2 separate regions of the Homo sapiens genome follow, and region 2 is linked to region 1. The links are chromatin loops, found by intact Hi-C in ENCODE. Cell type or tissue: PC-9. All regions are shown on one strand.

Region 1 (5,000 bases):
AACCAAATGGCAAGGCCAACCCAGGTTCGAGGGTGAAGAAATAGACTCCATCTCCTGATGGGAGAAGCAGCGAAGTCACATTGCAAAGAATATGAGTACAGGGATGAGCAGAGAGTTGGGGCTAATTTTGTAATCTGTCACAGGACTCCATAAGTATTCTTGGGCTGGGCTCTGTGGCTCACGCCTGTAATCCCAGCACTTTGGGAGGCTGAGGCGGGAGGATCACTTGAGCTCACGAGTTCGAGAGCAGCCTGGCAACACGGTGAAACCCCATCTCTACAAAAAATACAAAAAGTAGCCGGGCATGGTGGCTTGGGCCTGTAGTCCCAGCTACTCAGGAGGCCGAGGTGGGAGGATAGCTTGAGCCCTAGAGCCCAGGAGGAAGACCAGGTCTCAAAAAAAAAAAAAGTATTCTCACAATACCTATTGGGTACTCAGAAAATACTTATCAACAGTGGTAAGATTTTCAGTCACTATGTTTACTGACTCCATTCAATGCAGTCAATTGGCAAAATATTATCCCTCACTGTTAGGGTCTACAAGCCTCACACCGTTCGTGGCCATTTTCAGTTTCAGAACAGCCAGTGAGGGAATCAGCGAGGTAGGGCTGTGCAAGGGAAGGCCCTGAGGCTTCTCGGTGAAGAAGCTCAACTGGCCCCAAACAAATAGTCTCCTCCGAGGAGATCCAGAGCATCTTTAGAGGCCTGGACCCCTTAGCAAGGTGGTCCAAGCCTGGCCACCTGAGTCAGAAGCTGTACACCCTGAACAGACTCGGATGTTTGCCAGGGCTTGGCTACAGCCTCCGGAGATGTTTGAAATCCTTGCAAATTACTTGCAGATAGGAAGAGTCTTGTGCTAAGACAAAATTGTTCTGTGGTTATTCCCTGAAGGGTCTGACCCCCACTGGGCAGGATAAATTCTCAGGGCACTTGTAAAAGGGACAGTATCCCATTGACAGAGTCAGCATCTCAACTCCTGTGACTGAAGACCCTGATAGAGTCTACTTCTCATCAAAGAACTTCTAGGCCTGCTAATTAGTTAATTTGTGCGCCCACCCCACATCCACCAGAAAAAAAAAAAGATATGTTGTAGTCCTAACCCCTAGTACCTCAGAATGTGGCCTCACTTGGAGGTAGCGTCTTTACAGAAGGAATCAAGTTAAAATTGAAGTCATTAGGGTGGGTCCTAATCCAATATGATTGGTGTCCTTATAAGAAGTGGTTATTGGTAGACAGGCAGACATGCATAGAGGGAAGATCATGTGAAGAGACACTGGGAGAAGATGGCCATCTACAAGCTAAAGAGAAAGGCTTGGTACAGGTCCTTCCCTCACAGCTCTCAGAAGGACCCAACGAATACCTTGATTTCAGATTTCTAGACTCCAGAACTGTGAGACAATGAATTTCTGTTGGTAAGATACCTGGCCTGCGGCACTTTGTTGCAGTAGCTGTAATACAATATAAAACTGTAAATTTCTCCTTTTCCATTCTATTCTCCTCATATTGGCCCTTATCTCACACTTCTTGAAAGAAAATCATCTTTGCCAGGTGCGGTGGCTCATGCCTGTAATCCCAGCACTTTGGGAGGCTGAGGCGGGTGGAACACCTGAGGTCAGGAGTTCAAGGCCAGCCTGGCCAACATAGTGAAACCCCATCTCTACTAAAAATAGAAAAAATTAGCTGGGTGTGGTGGTGGGTGCCTGTAATCCCAGCTACTAGGGAGGCTGAGGCAGGAGAATTGCTTTAACCCAGGAGGCAGAGGTTGCAGTAAGCCGAGACTGTGCCATTGCACTCCAGCCTGGGCAACAAGAGTGAAACTCCATCTCAAAAAAAAAAAAAAAAAAAGCAAGAAAGTAGAGAGGTAAGGGAGGGAGGAAGGGAAGGAGAGAGAGAGAGAAAGACAGAAAAGAAAAGAAAAGAAAAGAAAAGAGAAGAGGCCGGGCACAGTGGCTGACGCCTGTAATCCCAGCACTTTGGGAGGCCGAGGTGGGCAGATCACCTGAGGTCAGGAGTTTGAGACCAGCCTGGCCAATATGGTGAAACCCTGTCTCTACTAAAAATACAAAAATTAGCCGGGCGCGGTGGCAGGCACCTGTAATTCCAGCTACTTGGGAGGCTGAGGCAGGGGAATTGCTTGAACCCGGGAGGCAAAGGCTGCAGTGAGCCAAAATTGGGCCATTGCACTCCAGCCTGGGTGACAAGAGCAAAACTCCGTCCCCAAAAAAAAAAAAAAAAAAAGGAAGGGAGGGAGGGAGGGAGGAAGGGAGGAAGGAACATTTAAATAAAAACGAACCGAGAAGGTCCTTCCTTCCACAGGTGTGAGTCAGACCCTGCCCCGACACATCATCCTGTTTCTCACTCTGTCCTCCACCTGGGGCCGCACCTCTCCCTGGAGCTGAGCTACCGACAGCCAGGAACTAGAGGTAACTCCAAGTCACTGCCATCCTAAGGCAGAAGAGTAGTTCCCCCAGTACCTCTTCCAGAAGGTTCAGCCTGTTGAGAGGTGCCCACCCCTCTTACCCTGCCAGGTACTGCAGGTTTACGAAAATTAGCAAGAAGTAGTCAAATTAGCAAGAACTCAAGGCAGTTGTGCTCTGCTATGGAAAATACGATTCTAATCAAAGGTGACTCAAGAGGCATTTCTCAAGCGTCAGTTGTTGCCATACCACCTTCCTGATTTTTGCTATATCTGAGCCCCACCCAGTGGTGAGCTGGAGTCACTTGTGCAGACTTGGAGCTTGCTCCTTCTGCCCATTTTTTCCCAGCTCTGGGTACAGTGCCATCACCTGGATTACTAGAAATAGGCATGGTGGAAGAACTTACACCATAGAAATCAGCACACACTACAAATCATGACTTTTTTTTTTTTTCTGAAGGAAATGCTTTACCAACACACCATAGTATTATTTACTTATATTTTTCCTTCAACTCACTTTTTAACTTAAAAAAACATTTATTTTTAAAAAGGAATTTTATATCATTCCACAAGTGGAACATAGTATCATTTGCCATAGATAAAAAGTAACCTTAAAAATAGGGCCTTGGGGCTGGGCCCAGTGGCTCATGCCTGTAATCCCAGCACTTTGGGAGGCTGAGGCAGGTGAATCACTTCAGGTCAGGAGTTTGAGACCAGCCTGGCCAACATGGTGAAATCCTGTCTCTACTAAAATTACAAAAATTAGCTGGGTTTGGTGGCGTGCACCTGTAGTCCCGGCTACTTGGGAGGTTGAGGCACGAGAATCGCTTGAACCCAGGAGGCAGAGGTTGCAGTGAGCAGAAATCACACCACTGCACTCCAGCCTGGGCAATGGAGGGAGACTCCACCTCGAAAAAAAAAAAAAAAAAACATATATATATATATATATATATATATATATATGGGCTTGGTTGGGTGTAGTGGCTCACACTTGTAATCCTAGCACTTTGGGAGGCCTAGGTGGGCGGATCACACGAGGTCATGAGTTCAAGACCAGCCTGGCCGACCTGGTGAAACCCCATCTCTACTAAAAATACAAAAATTAGCCAGGTGTGGTGGCACACGCCTGTAGTCCCAGCTACTCAGGAGGCTGAGGCAGGAGAATCCCTTGAACCTGGGAGGTGGAGGCTACAGTGAGTAGAGATCACGCCACTGCACTACAGCCTGGGTGACAGAGTGAGACTCTGTCTCAAAAAAAAAAAAAAAAAAAAAGGCAGAGTCAGTCTTTTAGAATCCAGTCCTGGTTGTGACATCTATACTTGAAACTGCCTTTGCTAAGTTATAACTGAGGAAATTATGACAGTGAAAGAAATCACACCTAACCGACTCTATCTTGCTTCTAATCTTTAAGCTGTCCTTGTTCATGCCTGGGCGTAGGCTGAACTAACTTTGGGAAGGAATTCAGTTCGTGATTTTACTCCGAAACAAAATTGATAATAGCCCTTTCCCGAAAAGACTCCCTTCTTGTGGCCGGGCACGGTGGCTCACGCCTGTAATCCCAGCACTTTGGGAGCCCGAGGCAGGCAGATCACGAGATCAGTAGTTCGAGACCAGCCTGACCGACATGGTGAAACCCCGTCTCTACTGAAAATACAAAAATTAGCCGGGCGTGGTGGTGCACACCTGTAATCCCAGCTACTCAGGAGGCTAAGGCAGGAGAATTGCTTGAACCCAGGAGGCGGAGGTTGCGGTGAGCCGGGATCATGCCACTGCACTCCAGCCTGGGTGACAGAGTGAGACTCTGTCTACAAAAAAAAAAAAAAAAAAAAAAAGACTCCTTTCTTGCCAGGGACCAGTCTGCCTTTGCAGGACTAACAAATTAGCTACAAGATTAGAAATTACAATTTAGGGGGGTGCCCGCGAACCAACGGTTAGCGGTGGCAGGGGCTGACTGAGAGCGTCTGCTTGATAATGGATTCTGAATTAATGCATAGTATAGTAGGAAGCTATCATAAACCTCCAGAAAGAGTATTTGTTCCCTCATTCACCCAGAATGAACCATCTCAGAATTGCCATCCTGCGAACTTAGAAGTTACCTCTCCTAAGATACTTCATAGCCCAAATAGCCAAGCTCTTATTTTAGCCTTAAAAACTCTTCAGGAAAAAATTCATTGTTTAGAGCTGGAGAGAACACAAGCTGAAGATGACCTGAACATTCTTTCCAGAGAAGCAGCACAGTATAAGAAGGCCTTAGAGAATGAAACAAATGAGAGAAATCTAGCACATCAGGAGCTGATAAAGCAGAAAAAAGATGTAAGTATACAGTTAAGCTCAGCCCAGTCTCGTTGCACTCTTCTAGAGAAGCAACTAGAATATACAAAGAGAATGGTTCTCAATGTAGAGCGAGAAAAGAACATGATCCTAGAACAACAGGCCCAGCTTCAGAGGGAAAAAGAACAAGATCAGATGAAGCTGTATGCAAAACTTGACAAGCTTGATGTCTTAGAAAAAGAGTGTTTTAGACTTACAACAACTCAGAAAACTGCTGAGGACAAGATTAAACATTTAGAAGAAAAACTTAAGGA
Region 2 (5,000 bases), 56 kb before region 1:
GCTCATGCCTGTAATCCCAGCACTTTGGGAGGCCAAAGTGGGTGGATCACTTGGGGCCAGGAGTTCAAGACCAGCCTGCACAACATGGTGAAACTCTGTCTCTACTAAAAATACAAAAATCAGCCAGGCATGGCAGTACACAGCTGTAATCCCAGCTACTTGGGAGGCTGAGGCAGGAGAATTACCTGAACCCGGGAGGCGGAGGTTGCAGTGAGCCAAGATCCTGCCACTGCACTCCAGCCTGGGCAACAGAGTGAGAGCGAGACTCTCTTAGAGATAGAAGACACATGACACTTGGTTCCTGGATTATGGAACCTTTGCAGAAACAAAATTCAAAGCCAACATGATAGCAGGAATCAAAAGGGAAAATAAGAGAGGGTCAGTGCAACTGTGACACATGGATTGCAGGAAGCCAGTCAGAGCCAATGATGCCAACACAGTCTCCACTTACTCAAAAAATATTACTCAGCACCTACCACAGGGCAGGCTCTGCTAGACAGCGGGAAATCGTGGCAATGAGACAGACTAGATCCCAACCTTAACAAGCTTACAGACAAGTGCAGGGAGAAATAGTAAACAAGAAAAGAAGGTTATTTCAGATCGCTAGGAAGGCATTTGAGGTCAGAGTGAAAAAAACCAGTTCGGCAAAAAGCCCAGGGAAAAGCTATCTTCTTCTTCTTGTTGTTTTATGGCAGTGGTTAGAACTTTAAGGATGAGAGTGGACATCCTTGCCTTGTTCCCAGCTTGGGGGAAAGGCTTTCATCATCAAGTCTGATGTTAGCTGTAGGATTTTTGAAGATGCTCTTTACCAAGTTGAGGTAGTTTCCCTGTATTTCTAGTGTACTGAGAGTTGGAGTTTGTCAAATGCTTTTTCTTTGTCAAATGATATGATTGTGTGATTCTTCTTTTGCCTTTTTTTTTTTTTTTTTCGAGATGGAGTCTGGCTCTGTCCCCCAGACTGGAGTGCAGTGGCACGATCTCGGCTCACTGCAACTTCTGCCTCCCGGGTTCAAGCGATTCTCCTGTCTCAGCCTCCCGAGTAGCTGGGATTACAGGTGCATGCCGCCACTATGCCCAGCTAATTTTTTGTATTTTACTAGAGACGGGGTTTCCCCATGTTGCCCAGGCTGGTCTCGAACTCCCGAGCTCAGGCAATCCACCAACCTCAGCCTCCCAAAGTGCTGGGATTACAGGCGTGAGCCACCTCGCCCAGCCTAGCCTTTTCATATAATAGATTACACTGATTGATTTCTAAAGTTGGACCCAGACTTGCATACCTGGAATAACTGATAAATCCCACTTACACATGTCATATATTCTTCTTATACATTGCCGAATTTGACTGGTAATATTTTGCTGAGAATCTTTCCATCTGTGTTCTTGGGAGATATTGGTCTGTATTTTCTTTTTCTTTCACATTTTTTATACTGTCTTTGTCTGCATTTGATATCAGAGTAATATCAACTTCATAGCATGGATTGGGAAGTATGCCCTTCCCTTCTATTTTCTGGAAGAGGCTGTGTAAAATTGATGTTAATTCTCATTTTAAAAGTTTGATAGAATTCTCCAATGCAATCACCTGGGCTTGGAGATTTCTTCTTTGGGATCTTTTTATTTATGAATTCCACTTATTTGATAGTCATAGGTCTCTTCAGGTTGTCTGTTTCATCTTGGCTGAGTTTTAGTGGTTTGTGGTTCTCAAGAACATGGTCCATTTCTTCTAAGTTGCCAAATTTATAAGAATAAAGTTGTTTATAATAAACCTGGTAGGTTTTGAGTGGGAACCAAACCATGGAGCTGCTTCTAGGCCCCCTCCCCAAGGGAGGGCAAAGACAGCAGGTTCCTGGGGATGGATGTCCCACCCCTGTCAGTCACCCACTTGTCCAACCCCTAGGGCTTTATGAATGTCAATGTATGTGCCAAATTCCACCAAAATTGTTAGAGTAAATCTCCAGGTAGCCAAATCTGAGCTCCATGGGAAGGAAGCATTCCACAGAAAGGCCTTGAATTAGACAGAATGGGGCATGCATCCTGATGGGGTGGGGAGGCACCGGCAAGAGAGCAAGTTCTTCCCAGCCATCCAGCTTCACTTCTCAGAAGCCACGGCCCAGCAGGGTCTCTGAGTTGCTTCTGCTCCCACTGTGGTTTCCACTGCTCTACCCAAGCTGCCTGCGTCACAAGCTCCACAAATCCTCTGTGCGGTAAGGTGAGGTATATATACACAACCAGTTAAAAACAGCCTCTTAGCATTAGCTGAGAAGCAGGTGACCACACCACCTGCTTCCATGGCAAAGAGCCTGACCGGGGACCCGGGGACCCTGAACTGAGGTCTCGCCCTACATCTTCCTGGAGGCAGGTCAGAAAAGCCACTTCTCCCTTCTGAGCCTCAGGGTCCCCATCCGTGAAGACGTGGACTTGGGGATCTCTCCAGTTCTGTTCTCACTGAAATTCCTTGTGGAGAGAGATTCCTATGACTGGACCATCATCCTGACTACTTGGCCAGAGACCTCTCTTGTCTACAACTAAGCCCCCCAGTGTCTTCACCATCACTGTATCAGAAGCATCACTCATCAAGAATCTTGCATGCACCAAACCCTACACAGGGCACCTTATAAGCAATATCTCCAACCTCACAAAATCACTATGGAGTAGATGTTTCCCCATTTCTCAGATAAGGAAACTGAGGCCACGAAGGCCAACTGGGGCCAGCAAGGCTGCTGATGCCTTGGCTTTCTTTTTATCTCTTATATGGCCCCAAACCAGGCATTTAAGGTTTTCTCTGTTGTTTCCAGTTCAGAGGAAGAATAAAAGTGTGGCCAAAGCCCCAGCCACGGGATCGGCCAGTGTGTTGGGCTTCCAGCCCAACACAGCCACAGCCACGTCTGGCTTTGCTTCTCACCTCTGGAGTCACAGCACCCAGGCCATCTGCCCAAGGTCTTACTGCCCCCTCTTCTGGACAGAGAGGGCTGAGATCTTCTGGTCCCAGAAGACTGCATTAGGGGTTCCAAAGATTCTTCCTGCACCAGGCCAGGGTTCAGAGTGGAACAACCAGGGCTCCCAGGATGGACCGGGGCTCTGGAAAAAGATCCCACTCCATTCCACTCCCAACGTTGTACCCAGCCTGAGAGCAGCCCCCATCATGACATTTCCTTATTGATTAAACCTACTGAACTGTGGTTTCCGGTGTCTGTTAAATGGACCTCTTCTTCCCCAAGTTCCTCTTATTACTTCCTGTACCATCCTTATCTTGGACAATTGCCAAGGCTGACTCAGAGGCCTTAGATTAACCCCAGCTGAGAGAGAAGCTTGCCAATTCCATTAGGGGACAGACAAGGCTGGCCTGCAGTAATTATACAACCCATGCTCGAAGGAATGTGCCAACTCCAAAAATACCTGCTCACCAAACCTCAATCAGCACCTCGGCTCTGAACCTGCGGCAATGAGCAATCACAGTCCCTGACTGCACGGACTCCCCAGCAGGGCAGAGTCAGACGGTCAGGTGGGCAGTGTCCTTCCACCAGCCCATGCTCAGTGCTGAGGAGGCTTCACACAGAGACAGCTGCTGCCCACAGGGGTCAGAGGGCATTTCCAGATGCCACACTCACTCCTTGGGGGTGGACAAGGGGAAGGGCAGAAAAAGCACTTTTAACAAGGTCTGGAACAGACTAAAATGAAGTACTAAACATTCTGCCTCCATAAAAAGACTAAGGCAGGCCAGGTGCAGTGGCTCACGCCTGTAATCCCAACACTTTGGGAGGCTGAGACAGGCGGATCACTTGAGTCTAGGAGTTCAAGACTAGCCTGGGCAACATGGCAAGACCCTGTCTCTACAAACAATACAAAAAATTAGCTAGGTTTGATGGTGTGTGCCGTAGTCCCAGCTAGTCGGGAGGCTAAGGTGGAAAGATCACTTGAGCCCAGGAGGCAGAGGTTGCAGTGAGCCGAGATTGCACCACTGCACTCCAGCCTGGGTGACAGAGGGAGACCTGTTTCAAAAGAAAAGACTAAGGTAGCTCTTTTTTCTTGCTGTGTGAACTTGGGCAAGTTACTTGTTACTTTATGCTCTGTTTGCTTACAACAGTACCTACCCTTGGTGGCATATTATAAATGCTACTATTATGAAGTATATTTATATTTACATAGGCATGGAATATCTCCAGTACTGCTAATGGTGGTTGTCTCTGGACACGGACTTGGATGTCTGGGGACAGGAGTAGAAGAGCAGACTTATTTTTCCCCACTATCCTTTCAATCCTCAAAATATCACATTGTGTGCATCTACTGCCTAATCAAAAATAAATAAGTAAATAGGATACGTTTTTCAAATGAAGACTTAGAGCTCTGCAGGTGTGGCAGAGACATAAACAGCAACAAGAGAGGTGCTTGGGAATGGGTAAGAAGAGCAGAGGCAGGTATGGAAACATCTGAATCGCAGAGCTGGGAGCAAAGGAGAGCTGCACTTAGAGCCTGGAAGAGGGAAGTGAAGGGAAACTGCAGTCTTCTGCCTTACAGGGTTGCAAGAAGTGTTAGCTTGGGCTCTGGAGGACAGAGGTACCAGAGGCTCAGAGCCACACGGTCCTGGTGTTCCAGGTGTACCCTCCTCCCCCAACACACTGTACAGAATTCTGGGCTGGGGGGTGCAAGGGGGCTGTTGAGGTCTGCTGGTTTCTAGGGGTGGTTAAGACCCAGGATGGAAGCGATGCTCTCCTGCTGGTGCAGCAGCAATCCATCTCCAGGCTGCCCCAACTCCCCTTCATAGGGAATTTAACTTATTTTTTGTAGCTCTGTAGGTTGGTTGGTCTCTGCTGGGCGGTTCTTCTGCTATATGTAGTAGAGCCTCAAAATGCCCTCTGACCTCAGTGATCCCATCTCTGGGATTCTACTAAGGATGCTGAAGCCCATGATGCTTGGGTTCCTTAACACTGCTAGGAAGGGCTGACCCACTGCCCAGAAGCAGCCATGCAGGGGTCACAAACAGTTTGGCCTTTGCTTCACTGAGG

Evidence for each region. Hi-C counts contacts between places; a loop is a spot of excess contacts. Peaks named below come from ENCODE experiments on the same cell type or tissue, not always from the same donor. Only the 100,000 strongest peaks of a DNase experiment are listed, where the experiment ranks them.
Region 2: a loop joins it to region 1, with 12 times the contacts of the local background. A loop is called at or near these places in 4 of 110 quality-filtered maps.

Annotation. Positions count from the first base shown.
Region 1 is chr10:70,385,040-70,390,039 of GRCh38, forward strand. It overlaps the pseudogene CEP57L1P1. Among named protein-coding and RNA genes, the nearest start is that of LRRC20, 4.9 kb to the left of the region's middle. In PC-9, CTCF peaks have their summits at 2,674 (motif pointing left) and 2,884; DNase peaks (open chromatin) are centred at 2,362 and 2,692; H3K4me3 peaks cover 321 bases; H3K27ac peaks cover 1,846 bases.
Region 2 is chr10:70,328,650-70,333,649 of GRCh38, forward strand. All of the region lies in intron 3 of LRRC20 (leucine rich repeat containing 20), which reads right to left. Among named protein-coding and RNA genes, the nearest start is that of NPFFR1, 47 kb to the left of the region's middle. RefSeq lists an enhancer at 3,104-3,398. In PC-9, a CTCF peak has its summit at 2,945 (motif pointing left); DNase peaks (open chromatin) are centred at 2,932 and 3,342; H3K27ac peaks cover 1,511 bases.